Linked DNA regions of Homo sapiens: all the other regions are linked to region 1. Evidence: chromatin loops called from intact Hi-C (ENCODE). Cell type or tissue: dorsolateral prefrontal cortex. All regions are shown on one strand. Links, peaks and the distances in the headings refer to the core of each region. The heading gives the core; the rest is flanking DNA. Region 1 has its middle 38 kb from the start of MIR577. Region 2 has its middle 90 kb from the start of UGT8. Region 3 has its middle 210 kb from the start of UGT8.

Region 1 (6,496 bases), core at 638-5,637:
ATTTACCGAACATGAAGAATTCGAATGAGATTGTTTAGTGAGAAGGGGAGGAATTTCCATGCCTACCTCCCCAAACAAATAAATCACTGCTTATATCCTGGGAATGTTTCCAAATAGTCTATGTTTAATGATATAAAGAGTATTTATAACCGAGTTTATATTCACATGTCTTTTCTGTCTTACTTTTCAAATGTATACTTCAGACTGAGGCTGCGAATATCAAATATATGTTCAAGATAGAATACTAGGGTACCAAGGTCAGTTGTCCTTGCATTGTTCTTTTACGTTTTAAGCCAACAGCAACATTGCTCCACTGAATGGTTACCTTGTATTCATCCATAAACAGCCCAGAATAATCCATAGAACAGCATAAGAGTAACTTTGAAATCATCCTTATTCCACTGCAGAATAAAAAGGATCAGTGGACTAAACAGAAAAAAGAAGACTTCCTGTCTTAGATCGGCCATCTGTTCAGGCCATTTCATTGAACACTTTTTTTGTTGTTTTTGTTTCTGAGTCAGTGTCTAGTTGCTAATTGATAAATGTTAAAAGCCTCACAAAATATGCACTTGGAAAAAGTGCTACATTGTAAAAGTGAAGCTGGATTTTCAGAAGTCCTTGCATGGTACATCTGAGATCAAACATATTTAGGAGAGATTTGAACACAATTACATTGAAATGAGAAAAGGAATAAGTAAAATGTAAAAAAAGCAGATACCTAAACTTGATGACAGGAGGTTTGAATGTCAATTAGTTTATCAGGTGATAAAACATATTAAAAATTATAGCCATTCATTCAACTAATATTCATCAAAGTCAGGATGGGGAAAGCATGCAAAAGTGTAAAACCTAAGCAAGAAGAAAAATGTCGCCCTAAACAAGATAAGGGTCCTGCTGAACATAAAACTTTATGTGACAAAGAAAATATCACCATGATAGAGTGAAGAAAGCATTATATAATAAGCAGTACTGGGACAATTATTTAAAATTTGGGAGCAAATTAATTCAGGTAAATATTTTACATCAAACACAAGTAAATGTAAGTGGATTAAAAGGTAAAGCTTTAAAAATGAAATAGCATACAACTAAAAGAAACTAGACCCAAATATTTTCAATATCCTGGAAGAGACAGAGGTGCCTTTGTACATTTGAAAACAAGGGGAGAACTCATAAAAGAAAAGACAGATAAGAAAAAAATTAAACTACCATGCAAAAACAGTAAAAGGCAAATAATACAGTAGGAGATATATCTGCCAAAATTTTCAAAGTTTATATACATTCTGAAGACAAATTTTAAATAGCAACAGAAAGTACAGACAGATATCTTTTTCTATTAAAGAAATGAAAATTCAAATCAAAATGAGATACAGACTTCACTTAGCAAACAAGCAAAACAAGAAAAAACAAGTTTACTTCGTAATAATGATGCATGGTAGAAAAACAAGTACTAGTGATATTGTAAACTATTAAGTCTTTTTGGAAAGCAGTTTGGCAATGCCTACCGAAAGCTATAAAGTACTCTTATACTTTCATCAATTCAATTTCAGTTCAGGACTCTATCTTAATAAAACAATGTGAATATTGCAGAATTAACAAACACAAAGATATTCCTGAAAGCATGTTTTCAAAACAGTCAACAATTATGTTTAGCTGATGTGATTATGCTCCATTTCTGTGTATAAGCACCACACTTGTTCTGATTAGGTGAATTTCAGTAATATATGAAAATATATTACATATAGTAATATATGGTAACATATATAGTAATATATAGTAAATATATACACATAGTAATATATGGAAATATATTTGGAAATATATAAGAATATTTAAATGAAATTCAAGAGAAAACTTGTGTATATATTTTCCATTTATGATAATCTATCATTATTTATATTTTTAAATGACTGAATAGACATGTCCTTATAATTACTAGCAGCAAATTTTGTTAACCTAGGCTTATTTTATATGTGTTTTAAGCAAAATAACATCACAAACAATGAAGTCTGATCTTTGCTAGGTTTGCAGGAGCAAAATTATCTATACTTTTAACAAATCAACTCAGATCTTTAGTCAGCATGTTTCAGTGGCACAAACGTGCTGGAGACTGCTAGGGAAAAGATACCACAAAACAAATTTTATCAATATAAAATTTTTTGCTGAGCACATAATCGGTACTCAGTAAATATTTTTTGAATTAATAAAAATAACTGACTATAACATTTTGATCATGTATGTCAAATATTTTATTGCTCATTTGCAGTGTGATTAACACAACGGAGCTTATCTAGTGTAAAGAAAACATATTTCCCCTGAGAAACTATACTAGTTTACATTGTTATGTACTCTCTTATTTCTCTGTCAGTTTACAGGCTAAGTCAACATAGCAAAGTGCAGGCTAAACATTTAATTTAGTCAATATAGACACAATAATGTAGGTAAATTAGGCTATGACAAATTGAGTCTGAATTTAAACACTAATTAAATTAACTGGATAATTAACAAAATTCCAATTTCACTTGTAATTTGTAAACAGAGTCTTAGAAATATAATTGTGACACTTTCCCCCTACTCCTTGGTAGAACTTTGTTCCAAAGAGTAAATAAAGCATATAGATGATCATATAAAAATCAAAGAATGTTTGGATTCAAAGAGAGACTGGGGTTTAATCCAATATATTCATTCTGAAAATAAGTTTCAGGCTTAATGATATCAAATAATTTGCCCCAATTTCTGCTAGTATATATATGTCTGAAGACAAAATTTGACAGTCTCCAGCATGTTTGTGCTGCTGAAACATGCTGATTAAAGGTCTGAGTTGATTTGTTAAAAGTATAAATAATTTTGCTCCTGAAAACCTAGCAAAAATTAGAATTCATTGCTTGTGATGTTATTTTGCTTAAAACACATATAAAATAAGCCTAGGTCAACAAAATTTGCTGCTACTAAGTATAAGGACATGTCTATTCAGTCATTTAAAAATATAAATAATGATAGATTATCATAAATGGAAAATATATACACAGGTTGTCTTTTGGCTTTCTTTTAAATTTTCTTAAAAGTCCATATATTACTGAAATTCACCTAATCAGAACAAGTGTGGTGCTTATACACATAAATGGAGCATATTCACATCAGCTAAACATAATTGCACGAAGAAATATATTTATATTATAAGCTACAGTTTTAAATTTTATTCTCTACACAAATTTCTCAGAATTAAAATGTAAAAATGTTTACTAAAGGTTGTTTATCTCTTTTCTGCCTACCCCTTTGTTCTTAACCATTTTAAGGTATCTTTGCTGAAGACAAAAATTACCAAATTTCTCCATTTTATTCAATCTCCAACTTATCTCAATGTCTCTCAAGATATATACAACATTGACATCTTAAAACTTTGAGAACAGTGAATAAATAAATCTACATTTCACCACTAGATGTCATCAAAGATCTGTTCATCAGAACATCAGCCATCCAGCTTTTGGCCATTTGACCTCTGCCAGAAAAATTATTGTATTTCTCAGCATAATCAGGAAACGATAATTTTAGTAAAATAGTCTATCTAATTCCTCAATGTTTAAATAATGAGTTTCCATATGCAGCAATATCTTAAAAATACATAAAAATAACCCAAATGTATATTAATAGAGAAGTTACTTTATCATTTCAAAACTCCCAATAGATCTAATTAATAGGCATTGCCAGTGTGAGAGTAATTTTATAATTTATATATATATTTATCAGAAATATACATGCATGTAATTTCTCTGCCATTTTTATTGGAAAATAAGTACAAGTTGTCCTCTTTCACTCTAAGATAACTCACCAGTTGGGAGGATTATAACACCATTAGCAGTTGAAACTGTTCATATCATTTGTAACTATTATTATCAGCCCCAAGATGGAGAATCTGATAATTGAGTTTACATGTTTAATTAGCTTAAATAATTTTAATATATACTTTTCATTCATTGTATTTATTCCCACAAGAAATAATAATGAAATAATTTGCTTCATATAGTTTTATGGTAGAATTCCTTTAAAAAGCAAACTTTCATGCAACATGTATAATTTTATCTGAAAAACCCAATCTAATAATCTACTTTTATTGCTTAGAGTAAGTTGATGTTCATCTGAATTGGCATACTTCCAAACTGAAAGAGAGCAGGAAGGAAACATTCATAATAAAATAAATAATGAATACATTCTCTTCAATGTAGACTTTTTCTTCATAATGTGCTATCAAATATCACTTTGGGTATTAAATATTTTCCCTGAATGTGCTTTGTAGTATCTTTTTTTTCAAGATAAAATGTAATATAATTGGAACCATTTTGATTAAGCATTTTTATTCTTTTTTTGAACACTCATTAATTATACTTTGTTTTCTAGGACCTGAATAATGTTTTTATTGCAAATTTCCCAACTTAAAGATAATCTCTATGTTTTGGAGAATACATTGACTATGACCAGGATGGAAAATTTAAATTCATATACTAAATCACCAACTCAATCCTTCCAAGAAAAAGAAAAGAAATCATATATTCCAAGGCTGTCATATATAATGCCGACTCAAAATTATGATATTTCTGATAGGTCGATCATACTAATAATTTACTTTAGTATGATATTCAGAAAAGAGTGAGCATGGTATATATTTAGTTCACTGCATATCTTCAGGTATATTTCCTGGCACACATTAGATATTCTGTATGTATCTGTTGAAGAAATGAATAAATGCATGAATAACACATGGCAGTAATCATGAGAAGAGAGACTTTGGCTTTTTCTGTACTAATCTCTAATTCTGCAAGTAATACCTATGCCACTTGTAATATTAATGATAGTAATATATTGGCAAATTTTAACGTAGAGACATATCTTATTTTTGCAGCTTATACTTGCAGGTAAGCAGAGATTATTATAAACAATTCAGGAGTGAAGAAAATAAGACAATTGACCAACTAGTCATAGCAACCGGAGATAAATTGAGAAAATAAGTTACTGTTTTTAACAAACCTTTCTTAGAAACTTTCATATGATATTCCATATTCCTTATAACCCAAATATTTTATAGTATTCAAGTCCATGTTGACAAAATGTAGGGGATGGCAGAAATTGTCATGCTTTTATATTGTTAACTTATATTTAAGGAAAGGATATCTATAAAATTCAGTTTTACCGACAGAGAGGATATATGAATTGCCCTGGCTTGCTCTCACACTTTATTGGGAATATGCCTTCTTAAACATTTACTTATTCAACAATATTTACTTACCAAGTACCATGTGCCAGGCATTGCTCTGGTCACTGAGGACTCAGCATTCAAAGATCTCTGCCTTCGTGGAGATTGCCTTCTCATTGAGAGAAGTAAACACAAAACAAGTAAAGAAAGAAATACATAAGTAACATGATTTTAGATAATAGTGAGAGTTATTAAGAAAGGGTGATCCGATCATAAACCACTGGAGAAGACCAATTTAAATTGGTTGATCAGGAAAGGCCTCTCTGAACAAAAGGCATTTAGACAGAGGCCTGAAGGAGAAGAAAGGGCATCCACATGAAAAACTGAAGAAAAAGTATTCCAGGAAAAGTGAACATGCACTGCAAAGACCTCTCAAAGGAAACTGGCTTAGCATATTTGAGAAAGAAAAAAGGTGCAGTAAGGCTGAAGTTTAGTGAGTAAAGACAAATGTGGTAGAATATCAGATTGAAAATACAGACAGTGGCAAGAACAGGTAGACACCCGTAGGCCTTGGTGGGATGCTTAGAAAACCCAAGCTTTTTGAGAGAGAAGTGAAACGACAGGTTTTACGGTTTTTGAAGAGGGCTTTGGTTGTTGAGTAGAAACTTAATATTAGAAAGCCAAGGATGGAAGGTGGAAGATCCTCCAGGAGCTTTGTGCAGTAGGCCAGGCAAGAGATGAGCATGGCTGGAGGTGGCAAGAGATGAAGTGTTTTAGGAAAACTTATAGGGGTAAAACCAATAGGACTTAATTATTTGATTGTATGTGAAGACTGAGAAAAATACAGCAGTTGAGATGTTTAAGTAACTGGAAAAATATTGGTATCATTTACAACGTGGAAAAATCTTGGGGGAAATTATGGATTCTGTTATGGTATTTTAAATTTGAAATCCTTATTACACTTAAAAAAGAGATGACAAGTAGTTAAGTTGGGAACTCGAGAGATAGATGAGAGGTAGAGATATAAATCTGGGATGTTAATGTACATATAATAATCAAAAACATGAGGCTCTGTGAGATTATACAGGGAGGAAATTAAGACAGACAAGAGAAGAGGGCCCAGCCCTGAGCCCTGCTCCATTTATAGGTCAGGCAGCAGAGGCACAGCCAGAAATCAAAACTGAAACAGTCACTGAAATATCAAAATAGGAGAGGGAACAGGAGAGTACCTATTTTAAAAACAGTAACAGCTTTCATTTTTTGAGAAATATCATGTGCTAGGCACATTTAATACTGTTTATGTGTTAGTAT
Region 2 (6,496 bases), core at 521-5,520, 190 kb after region 1:
TGAGATGAATGTTTAAAAGCATCAGAACATAACATTTTTTCCCACAAAAGACAAATATCAGGCACTAGACTAGACATCTCAAGTCCTTGGCACAGGGATTCCTTCCCTTTGGATAGTTCTTGGAGGTGAATGGCTAAGGTCTTACTCTGACCATTTCTGTATAATTCTGTCACTTACAACCAAATTTCCTTTTATTGATACTCTATTTATTTAAACTTGTTAAACTTTCAATATATTGTAAAAGGCATAAGACAGATTTGTCTCTTTATTATTTTGTATATTTCCATTTTATGTCTATTTCCACCTCAGAGTGAGGTAGTAGCCTGAGATGATCCACATGGCTAACCCAACTATCAGATGCTACCTACAGCATAAGAAGTATTCATAAGCTTTGTGTGTTATAATGAATAAAAAAGTGAATTAATGGGCTTCTTTTTTTAATGCTCTGAAAATTCCTTCTTTTTTTATATGTGGAGGAAAAATCAAATGTAAATGTATTATTTGTAAAATTCTTTCTCTATAACTTTCCTTATCAATGTCATATAAAATCCTGATACCCAAGACCTGCCTACTACTTTCTTTGCATAGGACAATTTTATTTTGGTTTTGCTCCTTGAATAATAGAATAATTATTTGTTTTAATATGGAGAGGTCTCTGATTTCAATAAGACAATGTTTAGGATATATTTTTTGGCTTTATCTCCTAGTCAAAGTAAATATTTTGGCCTTATCTTTTGGTCAGAGCTATAATACAGAACTTACAGTTGCTAAACTTTGGCAGAGCAAAATCTCTTACTCATGTTTACCCACCCTGTCATAAATTTCAATGCTTTAAATTTCCCGGCTTATTGTACCCATTCATTTTACAAATCCTCCTACCACCACCAGTACCCACATCATCAATTAATAGCTTTTACCATCATTTGCAACCAGAGAACATTATCAAGAGTAAGAAAGACAGGCGGTGAAAATATTTATTTGGCTTTGATGCTGATTTTGTTTCTTTTAACTAGGTAGGTGGGAGTAAACCAAAGAGGTGGGTAGAAACACATGTGTCTCTAGGATAGCAGGGACATATGTTTATACCCTAAAGTGAATTTTCTTAGTTTAGCCATGCTGATAACTCCTATGCAGACACTTAGTTGTGATTTTGTTGGTTGGGAAAAAAAAAAAAGAAATTTATCAGGGAAAAGTCAGAACTGTGAGTTAGCAGGTTTTGACCTTTGGCTGCCTGGAAAAGAAGAGAAGAGAATATAAAGGGAATCAAAAGGGGAAATAGGAGAGGCACTCAGAAAGAGAAGATGGACACTAACAAAATAAACTTGGCAATTTAGCTAACTTGTAAAATTAATAGCTCTTGCACTATGGAAAACGCTTGAGAGCTTTTCAGAAGAGGTATGAAAATCAGCTAGTCTTGGTTCTTACCAAGGCCTCTTTCTCCAAGTTAGTCCAGATCATTTATTCTAATTTTTCCTGGTATCTTGCCAACCAGTTTTCATTCATGCCCTGTGAAGAGAAGCAGAAAGGAAAGGAAAGAAAAGAAGCACAGAGAAGAGAAAGAGATAGACTTGTGTTCCTACAACTGATTTCCTCCTTTTAAGGAGTCAGCAAGATATAATTTCCTGGGATTTCCCTATTAATAGAACACATTCCTCACGAATGTCCTACAGTTTTAATGATACTTCCACCACTGTCACTGATCACCTGGGTTTCCCATTTCACTGGACTTTTGAGCACCCACCCTCACCAAGCTTATTTGGCTTGTTCTTCCTTTCGCAGGAGTACCATTGCTATACCACATTCTCACTTGATCCCCTTTGGATGAAATGAAAGAAACAGCTGGTTTGACTGGTAAGTTTACTAAGGCAGGACAGTAGCAGTACTTTATAAATTTTAAAATGGCTATGAAACTGTTTCTGCTTATTTCATTTTGGTTAACTGAATAACTTTTATATTTTAGTATTCTACAATTTGTTCATTATTATGCATAAGTGTGTATACAAAATAATAGACAAATTATGGAGCAGGAAAATATAAAACTGTGTACTTTATGTGTTTGGCTGGCTGGCTGTGAAATTACTTTCTTTATGATTTCCGCCCTCCACCATTACTTTTTCAACCTAATCAAGGTAAGGCCATTAAAATATTCAAGCTCATTATTCAACTGTTTTTAGCTTTACAGATACTAATAATATTAACTCAGAAAATATAATCAAAACTAAGCAAACTTTTGTCAATTATATTCTAAACTAAAAAAATTAAACTTGCTGCTAATATATAACTTGTTAGGAGGTGATATCATATTGAGATCCAGATTTTCTAATAGAAAAAGATTACATTAAGATATGGATTCAAGTAAAGGTTAAAACTTTTTAATCAAAATCCTTAATATACTTACCCTCTCAATTTCTTCACACATCTTTTCAATAGTGCTATCTGGTGTTTTTAACTGAGTGGGCTGGAAATTTTACTAGTAAAGATTTTGTGTTCCTTGATACAAACTATTGTTGAGTGTCCTTGAAGGTTTTGAGACCAGCTAGTATTTTGATTCAGAAATCACAATATAAACTTAGAAGTCTTGGAAATAATGAAGTCCTGCAAATTAACACCAAATTTAACAACCACCTAAATATTTAATCAACATTCAAGCTAAAATTTCTGCAAAACAAAATGATGAGCGTTCTTAATATTAAATGATAAAAGCACAATCTTACTTTTCCTCAGGAGAATGAGTTTGACATTATATAAAAGGCTAAAGAAGTTAGATACGAATTGAAATCATTTGCTATGAAATCTGATAAGGTTGTTTTTTTCCCTCTGACATAATTGTCTTCTTTTTCATTTATCCTGATATCATATTTACCATTCTTTTGGAATGTGTTTTGTTAGGGAGAGGAGGGCCCAGAAAGACTAAGAAATCATGTTTGAGTGACATTAGCAAGATAATGAAATAGGAAGTCTCATTCTCCACCCCCCTCCTCTAGAAAGTTAAACTAGCAACTGTCCACAGACCAGAGTATCATTTTTTAAAATCCCAAGACTTGAAAACAAGCTGGAAACAACCATGTGGTCCAAAGAACTAAATAAGAAGCAAATTATTAGTGTAAGTATAGTAATGCTTCAACCACGCTATCCCTGCCCCACCCCCTGCAAGTTGGCATAGTGCTACACAGAGAGGATTTCCCCAGGGTCCACAGTTTCTACAGAGGGACTAGAGAACTGAAGGTGGTCAGTCATCCAGCTTCCCTAGCATTCCGAGATGCTTCCTCTGGTCTTACCTCAGGGGGAACACTGAGACTAATAGCACAGCTGTACTACCTAGGATCCAGTAAAAACAAAGAAAGAAGACAGAGCTCTCAGTGACCAGTGTGCAGATTTTGGTGGTTCCTCTATGTTCCTGCAAGCTGTGGTACCCAGTGAGAGATACCAGTCAACTGCGTAGGTCACCTGCAAAACTGAGCTGGTTGCCTTCAGAAGCACAGTGGGAGGTTCAACCTGGCTTGATTTCCTAGACAACATACCAACCTTCAGAGCCCACCCCAATGACACAGCCAAGACAGGGAGACACTCAACTCCATGCATTTCAGAAATATGTAAAGACTAGACCTGCTTGACCCAGGAGGTCAAACAGCAGCTCCACTCAGCAAAAAGCCTGCCCCATGGTTGTTTCCAGACAGGGAGGCCATCCTCAACCATGCATTTCTAAGGAGCATAGCCTTTGGTTCCACCCATCCCAAACAGTGACTCTTCCTAACCTCAGAACCTAGACTATAGATCTGCCCAACTAAAGATTTTAAATAACAGAGTCACACAGCCAGGGAATATATTTCGTGACTGACCTGACCAGAGGCCAGTGGCCAGACAGCAGAGCCCAGCAAATGGCTACACTTAGTGTCGGAACAAAGGCAGCAATCTAACCAACTAGAGAACCCTCAATAATCCCTGCCTTCCTGAAATCACCACCAGTTGCCCCTTATAGAATCACAGTTGTGACTAAATAGTGAAGAGCTATCCCTGCCAAAGAACACCTATAAAGGCCAGAAAAGATGGCTGTCTCTTCAAATATGCAGACAATAACACAAAAAGACAAGAATCAGGGGATCATAGCTCCTCCCACAGAAACTAATAAAGCTCCAATAATGGACTCTAAAGAAATAGAGACCTATAAAATTACTGATAAAGAATTCAGAATAATCCTTTTAATGTTCAGTGAAATATAAGAATATATGGATAGAAAATAAAATTTGGAAAATAATACATGAATAATGCAAGAAGTTTGACAAAGAAATAAAAAACATTTAAGTAGAAATCCTAAAGACAAATACAATGACTGAACCGAAAAAATTCAGTACAAGTCTTCAACATTAGACTGATAAGGCAGACAAAAAAATCAATTAGCTAGAGGCAGAACATTTAAACTTTTCCAGTCAGAAGAGAAAAAGACAAAGGAAATTAAAAGAAGAAAGAAAGCTGACAGAAATTATGAGGCACCATCAAGAGATCACATCTTCACAAAACAGCAGTTAAAGAAGGAGAGAAAAAAGTAAAAAAGGCTATAAAGAATATTATAAGAAATAATGACTGAAAGCTTCCCTAATCTGGGAAAAGATGCCTACATCAGGTACAGGAAATGCAGATGTCTCCAATCGAATTCAACCCAAAGAGGAGTTCAATAAGATATATAATAATCAAACTATCAAATTCTAAGACAAAGAAAAATTTCTGAGAGCAACAAGAGATAAGAAACACATTGTATTCAAATAAGTCACAATATGACTACCAGCAGATTTTGGGCAAAAGACAGAAGGATGATATATTCAAAGTGCTGGTGAAAAAGAACTGCTAACTAATATTTTCCCAGCTAACCTGTCTTTCAGAAATGAAGGAAAAATAAAAGTTTCTCAGACAAAATTTAAGAGAGTTTATTACCACTTCCTGTATTACAAGAAGTGTGAAAGAGAGCACTTTAAGCTGAAACAAAACATTACTAACTAATAGCATAAAACACACAAAAGCATAAAACTCAATGGCATAAGTAATACAGAGCCATATTCAGAATATTTCAGGACTTTAACGATTGTGTGTAACTCAATTTTATTACTAGTTCCAGGGTTAAAAGACAAAACTATTAAGAAAAACAATACCTACAATAAATTGTAAAAAGGTGCTCATTACAAAATGATGTAAATTCTGAAATCAAAAACATAAAATGGGGGGAAATATAAGTGTACAGTGTTGTAGGCAATTCAAGTTACCAGCTTGAAATAGACTGTGTGTTATAAGAGGTCTGAAGTAAGCCTCATGTAACAGCAGAACAAAAATCTTCAATAGAAGCACAAAACAAATTTAAAGAAAGGGTTCAAAGCATACTGTAACAAAAAACCATCAAACCAAAAAAAAGACAAGAGAGAGAAAAAAACGTATCTACAAAACTACCTAGAAAACAGTTAACGACATGGCAATAATAAGTCTTAGCAATCAATAATTAATTTGAATGTAAATGGTTTAAATTCTTCAGTAAAGACATAGAATGAGTGAATGGATTAAAAAATAAGACCCACTACTTGCTACCTACAAGAAACATCAAGAGACTCACCTTACTTTTAAGGATGCATATAGACTGAAAGTGAAGAGATGACAAAAGATACTCTATGCAAATTGAAACAAAAAAAGAACAGAGGTAGCTATACTTACATCAGACAAAACAGACTTTATGTCAGAAATGTAAAAAGAGGCAAATAAGAACATTATATTATGACAAAGAAATTGACTCATCAAAAGGATATAATACTTGTAAATACATACGTGTTTGTGTATGTGTATATATACACATACTCAATATCCAACACCTAAATATATAAAACAAATAGTAATATATCTGAAGGGAGAGATAGATTATAATACAATAATAGTAGAGGACTTCAATACCTCACTTTTAACAATGGACAAATCATTCAGTCAGCAAATAAAGAAGGAAACATTGGATTTGAACAGCACTTGGACCAAATGAACCTAACGGACATATACGGAACATTCCATCCAACAGCAAGAGAATACACATTCTTCTCAAACACATATGGAACATTCTCTAGGACAGATTATATATTAGGTCACAAACAAGACTTAGCAAATGTAAGACTGAAATCATATCAAGTATCTTTTCCAACTACAATTGCATAAAACTAGAAATCTTTTTTTTCCTTTTGAGACAGATTCTTGCTCTGTCGCCCAGGCTGGAGTGCAGTGGTGGAATCATGGCTCACTGCAACCTCTGCCTCCCAGGTTCAAGCGATTCTCTCACCTCAGCTGCCCAAGTAGCTGGGATTACAGGCACCCGCCACCACGCCCAGCTAATCTTTGTATCTTTAGTAGAGACTGGGTTTCACCATGTTGGCCAGGCTGGTCTTGAACTCCTGACCTCAGGTGATCCACCTGCCTTGGCCTCCCAAAGTGATGAGATTACAGGGGTTAGCCACCACGCCCGGCCCAAAACTAA
Region 3 (6,496 bases), core at 753-5,752, 310 kb after region 1:
ATCTTACTGCCTCAGTCAGCCTCCAAAATACCCGGGATTACAGGTGCAAACCACCACACCCAACTCCACAGAAAATAACTTTAGAAATATGTATAGAAATTAATCTTGTGAGGCTTCATGCAGATTTGATTCTGTGTTTACAATAGGAAACTTCTTATATTATGGCTGAAGAAATTACAAACTTAACCCTAGGGGGTGGCCAAGAAATTGAACTGTAGAACATTTGAAAATAAGGGTCTAAAATATATTTTATATTCAGTAAAGAAAATTCTTTAATAAAGTAAAATATTTAAAATGGCATGTGTAAGGAAAATGGATGTGCTACAGTTGAGAGTAGGCTGAGGCAGACATCTGGTCCAACATGACTTAGTAAGTTTGGAGTGCAGGTGCACAATACTGCTTATTGTGTAACCATTCCTGTGAGCTAGTGCTTGTCTCTGAGCCACTATTATCTGTAAGTAGTATAACTGCCCTGCCACCTCTGTCATGCAGGAGGAGGGAAAGAGAATAAAGCTGCTAACACTGTGAGTGCATGTGCACATTAGAGAGCTAGCCGCCTTGCAGGCAGACAGAGAGAGAGCCGGCCACCTTGCAGGTGGACAAAGAGAGAAAGTCATCTGCTGTGCAGGTGGACGGAGAGAGAGAGCTGACTGCCTTGCAGGCAGACAGAGGGGAGCCAAGAAATGGCGTGTGTGTCAGGGAGTGCAGCTGCAGGCATGGGGGTGGCAGGAGCCACGGAGCCAGCTGCTGAGAGGGGCTGCAGCCGGAGCGGGCAGCCAAGACAGACTGATGGAGAGATACAGCATAATAAAGCCACATTTCACCTGCTTACGGGCCCCAGGTGTTCTTTGAGCTACCTGCCACCAGTCTGCCTACTCCCCTCAGACCTCAGCTTGCGCTGGACCCTGACCCTTGGCATGATAGCATGCAATTTATTTTACCTTTTTTTTTTTTTTTGGTGTTTTCTACTGCTTCAATTGGTAAGGATTTGTAGAGCTTTGTAGTAAGCCCATTTAAGTTGGCTTATGATTATTATATAAACTTACATTTAAAATCAGGTCTATTATTTAAGACATTATAATTTGGGGCAAATTTCTTAACCTCCCTAAGCCCTGATTTCCTATTCTGTAAAATAGAAATACAAAAAAAAATAAGTTATTAATACCAACTATGAACTGAGATAACACAAAGAAATTATCTAGTGCAGTGCCTAACTCTGACTCCCTTGTCTTCTTGTTGATTCTGAAGGTCTGTTTGCCTTATGACCTATTCCTTGTCCTTTCCCTGATTTCCTCTATGTGAAAAGATGCTGACTCCTGCAGGTTGTGTTTCTTAGGCTCCTGTAACAGCTGGCTTTCAGCTGGGGCTGGTCAATGGCAGGAGGCACTAGTAGAAGATTGGAAGGTGAAAAGAAGAGAGGTGCACCAATATCTCAGCTTGTGTGTCTGGCAGCTGCTAGCTCACCCAGTGGTTTCAGTGCCCATGGATAGGCTTTTGTGTTTCCAACTTCTGCTGCTGTGTGACTCCAGCTCCTGTATTCTGGTAAAATTCACTTCCCATGATCTCAAGATTCCCTCTGACCAGAGCGTAGATGAAGCTAGTTCTAGTTCTATAATTCTTCCTGCATCTGCTGCTCAGAGTTGCCTTGCCACCTTCCACTCAGCTTCTCTGCTTTTCCATCATCTATAGAACAAAATTCTTATGTTGAAGTCCCTGTATCTTAAAATCTCCAATGCTTTGTGTTTTCAAGTTAGACCTAGTATTAGTTTTCTACTGCTGTGTACCAAATTACTCAAAATAAGCAGCTTAAAAGTACACCCATTTATTATCTCACAGTTCTGTAGGTCAAAATTCCATGAGGACTCAACTGGGTTCCCTGGTTAGGGTCTCACAAGCACACAATTATGGTGCCAGCTAGGGCTGGAATCTTGACACTCTGGAAAAGAATCTACTTAATTTATTGAGGTTGAAGGCAGAATTCCATTATTTGCAGCTATAGGTGTTTTCTTGCTGGCTGTCAGCTGAGGGCTGCTCCCAGTCCCTAAAGGTCGTCTGTTACCCTCGCCACATGGACTTTTTAACAATGGAGAACATTCCTCACATGGAATCCTTCTCACCCTTTGAAAATCTCTGATGTCCTCTTCTGTCCACAGCTGGAGGAAATTATTCTCCTTCAAAGAGCTTATGCGTTTAAGTTAAACCCACTTGGATAATCTCCACTGATTAGTAACATCAATTACATCTGCAAAATCTCTTTTGCCTCCTAAGGTAATATAATCATGGGAGTAATGCTGGGGAAGAAGGTCACTGTAGATAGAATTCTGTCTTCCACAGGCCTTAAGTGATCCAACACTTCTGGCGCTAGCCAGGTTTGTGTCCTTGAGCTAATCATTTAACCTTCAAAGACCTTAGATTCTTCATTTATAAAACATTTATAAATAAGAGGGCTAGGCATACTGATTGCTAATGTTCTAGTTCTATAATTCTACCATTTTGTCATCTGAGACCAACATTACTTGGGCTAACAGGAAGAATGGTGTGGGGTTTTGCTATCTTCTCTTGTGCCCATCCCCTTTCACTGGGGAGTATTTAGATTTCATTTGGAAAAATAGAAACTTGTGTTTTGCCAGAAACATTTCTTAAGTTTAGTCACAGTGAAAATACCTATATTTCATTGTATTAAACTTCAATATTTAGGAGTGAGTTGCTACTTCTTTTGGCGGTGCCAGTTGTGCCGAAAGTTTTGACTTGGGTCAGTAAGCCCCACCTCAGTTCTCAGAGTGATGATGCTCTGGTATGAGGTGAGCTGGATAGAGAATATAGAAGGGCTAATCCCAGAGGGTTAGAGGAGAACTCAACCTAGTAAGAGCCTCAGATGATATAACAGTCCTGGCATCTCGGACATATTACATAACATCTCTGAACTTCAGTTATATCTTCTGTAGAATGAAGAAATTCACCAGGGGACTTTTAGGGTCCTTCGGGTTTTAACAATAGATAACCCTTCTCTATAATACCGCCTTGGCTGTAATAAAAACACAGTAACCATATGTACAATGAAATTGTAAGTTTGTTAAATTCTCAGGTGGAATGAACACTGAATACTTTAAACACTCACATAAAAAATTTTCATTAAAATATTTCAGTGTATAGTTTTTGGATGTTATAATTCATGACCGTAAACCACTCCCTTCCACCTCCATAGATCTATTCCTTCTGGATTAATATACATATATAGTATGCCCTTATAAAAGTGAAAAAAACGAAAAATAAATAACAGCATATCAACATCTGGCAGTCACATAGTGCCCTCTTCTGGCTAATGATCAAACCACAACTTTTCTCTGTGCTATGACATTATCTGGATATTTGCATGTTATTTTACATCTTTTCCACACATTTACTTTGTGCTATCTGTTTCAATAATTCTTAATGTTTAATTGTTATCAGTTTTAATAATCATTGTGTTTTATTGATGCTGTACGCATTCACCTGTTTAGCAACTTAGTTTAATAAACACAGGTAATCTATAAGGTTTTTTTTTTTTTCCTCTGCAAAATTTTAGACTATAATCCAGTTGGGGTATTTTTACTGATAAAATTAACCAGATTGCTACATTTACATTGAATTTTTAAAAAGACAGTGATAAACACGTTCTACAACACAGTATATTTATAATTAATATTTCAGTTTCTGCCTCTACATACGTATGGGAGTTAACTAAATCATTTCCGTTCCCCTCTAACTAGGATAAACCACACTGTGATATTATTTTCCCATTCTTGTTATTATAGTTTTTACCCAAGTATTTCCATTCTATATTATATATTTGATCATAAAGGGATTTAGAAATGAAATATAAAGCCAAGAATAATAATGAGTCTATTTGGTTTTAATGAAATAACTGTGATTTGGGGAGGTAATTTAATGACTTTGCCTAATGTCTCCATTTACAACAGTGATTATCAACCCTTAGGACCACATGAAGATCACTTGGGGATGTAGTGGGAAGAGTAAATTTTCTCCAATAGCAACACGTGTGATGTTCTCCAGACATATTGAGACCCTTTGATAGCCTTATACTTAATGACTACATATTCTATCACCTAAATCAGGACACTTTTGAGTGTGAAAGAGTCATTATTAAACAATAATTATTACTGAGAATTACTTATGCCAGGGTACTGGCCAAACTGGGGCTACTGTAGGCAAAGCAGAAGTCGAATCAACATAATTTTGTTACAAAATGTATTCAGTAGAGTATGGAAAACTGAACAAATTCTGTTTTTACTTCTACTTTCAATGGCAGTTCTCATCTTCTATTTACAATTTTCTGTTGTAAGGCAAACAGAAACCATGTTAAACCTTTACTCACCTTGGAGCCAGATGACCTAGTTTCAAATCATAACAAATTACTTAGCTTTTCTGTGTCTCAGTTCCCTCATCTGTAAGATGGGAATATTATTAGTAATTAGCTTATAGGAGTGTTTCAAGTACTAGAGAGTTAATAATGACTGAGTAAATATGTTGGTTATGTTTAGAATAGTATCTGGAGCATAGTAAACGCTACTATTAATAATGAAATTATTAGTTTTTGAGAATGAATACTAATTTGTTTGAGGTTTTATAAAGCGATGATAATTTCAGAGGTTATATTTATCTCAGGAAAGCAACATGTAGTAGGCAGCTTCTCAGATGGCCCTGAGTTCCTCCTTGTGCTCACGCTGCAGTACGTTCTTCTCCCTTTGAGTGCGGCCTAGACCTAGTGACTCATTTCTAATTAACAGAACAAACGACGAAAGTGATGAGATGTCACCTCTGTGAGGAGCTATAAAAAGACTGACTTCCATGTTGCTCTTCCTCCCTTATTTTTCTTTCTCTCTTGTATCCTTGCTCTGAGACAAGCAAAATGCCATGATGTGGACAGTCGTATGGAGAGGCCAACGTGGTAAGGAACTGATGATGTCTCTGGCCAAAAGTCAGCGAAGACCTGAGGCCTAGCAATAGCCTTTTCCATTAGCAAATAGTAATTTAAAAATATTCGAAGAATCAAAATGTAAATAGTGGGAAAATGTGATTTCGTCAGTTTCTAGATGCCAAAAAAAAAAAAAATCGTCTATCTCTTCCCATAAAGAAAATCATTGGAATTTCCAAATTAAAAATAGTTTCAGTTGTACTAGGAAACAAAAAGACATTTAATTATAAATGCAGCTTTGATAGAAATTCTAGTATGGAAATTAAACTGACTTTGGGACTGAATGCATTTTAAGAATATAATCTTAACGGTTCATGTCAGTTTACCACTTGGTGGAGCTACAGTGCCAGATAACCCTTAAAACCTGTTCTGTTTTTATGGACGCAATTTTTTTTTTTGAGAAATGTAGATAAAATGCATAATTTTAATCATTATTTAGAAGCGTTTTATTGATTACTCTCCACCCTTACCAAGCAATTTCTGTAACATGTCAAGAAGAATTCTTTACATAATCTTGGGCTGTTAATGGAAGAGTTTGCTTATTTTTATTTTTCATATAGATGATTTAGGAGGATATTCCTTGGGAAATACTTACATATTGGAAAAATATAATCTATTAAAATTTGAAGAATAGTTATCAGGTCTTCTAGATATTTATGTGTGGATATTATGAGAAGGAAAAGTGAGCCTTCCTGTAGAACAAGGCCTATCACAGAATTCCTGAGTCAAGCAGTGGTAGAGAAAGACTGATTTTTGCAAGGAAGAAAGGACAGACAAAAGGTGGAAATGTTGGTCACAGACAAACATAAATTCATTCTCTAATCCTTACAAACGATTAGAATGATTACATTTGGTAAACTCAGGTCTCCAATCCTTTATCTTGAAATTTGGGGGCCAATATGCGTTAGAATTAAGAAATGTTCAGATTTTAAAAGAGGAATACAGTATTTATATCATATATAGCAGTGCATAACATTCTCAGCAATGTCTGAGCTAGCACCCATTCATGTTGTTGAAGGTTAGATTCCACAAGAATCAGACTCTGAAATAGAGGTTCAGAGAAGATGTTTATTAGAATGTACTCTTAGCTCCAGGTAACTTCATGGGAAGATCTCTATTTGATACAGTCCTTTCACATTTTCCTGAACTGGGGTGAGGAACATGAGCCTTCATACCCCCCTGCAATGAGTCACTGGATTCAGGCTGCTGCTGAATAAAAGAAGGCCTTGTTCTGGCATCCCTCCCAGCAGCTGAGGGACTAAATCTTTCATTCCTGCTGTGTGACTTGGACCACTGTCTTTGAGGTTTCTGAGCTTCATGTCTTCAAGCCCTTCTCAGTTAAAGGTTACTAAATTTGTCCATTGACCATCCAAAACTTGGCACAAGGATACTAGGAGATGTCCAAGTGATTAGCAGAGTAGGAAACATATTCCTCCTCGTCCTTTTGTGTCACCTTTCTCCTGGTGAAAAGAGTCGATTCCTACCAATATGCTAACTCCACTTCTTGTCTTCTATTCACTT

What was found. A loop is a pair of places that touch in the nucleus more often than their neighbours do. Peaks named below come from ENCODE experiments on the same cell type or tissue, not always from the same donor. Only the 100,000 strongest peaks of a DNase experiment are listed, where the experiment ranks them.
Region 2: a loop joins it to region 1, with 4 times the contacts of the local background. A loop is called at or near these places in 5 of 110 quality-filtered maps.
Region 3: a loop joins it to region 1, with 9 times the contacts of the local background. A loop is called at or near these places in 77 of 110 quality-filtered maps.

The regions. Positions count from the first base shown.
Region 1 is chr4:114,691,927-114,698,422 of GRCh38, reverse strand. No RefSeq gene overlaps it. Among named protein-coding and RNA genes, the nearest start is that of MIR577, 38 kb to the right of the region's middle. In dorsolateral prefrontal cortex, for the core only: CTCF peaks have their summits at 3,241 and 3,442 (motif pointing right); no DNase peak of the experiment used is centred there; H3K27ac peaks cover 3,627 bases.
Region 2 is chr4:114,505,484-114,511,979 of GRCh38, reverse strand. No RefSeq gene overlaps it. Among named protein-coding and RNA genes, the nearest start is that of UGT8, 90 kb to the left of the region's middle. In dorsolateral prefrontal cortex, for the core only: a CTCF peak has its summit at 2,431; no DNase peak of the experiment used is centred there.
Region 3 is chr4:114,383,644-114,390,139 of GRCh38, reverse strand. No RefSeq gene overlaps it. Among named protein-coding and RNA genes, the nearest start is that of UGT8, 210 kb to the left of the region's middle. In dorsolateral prefrontal cortex, for the core only: CTCF peaks have their summits at 3,090, 3,300 (motif pointing left) and 5,307 (motif pointing right); no DNase peak of the experiment used is centred there.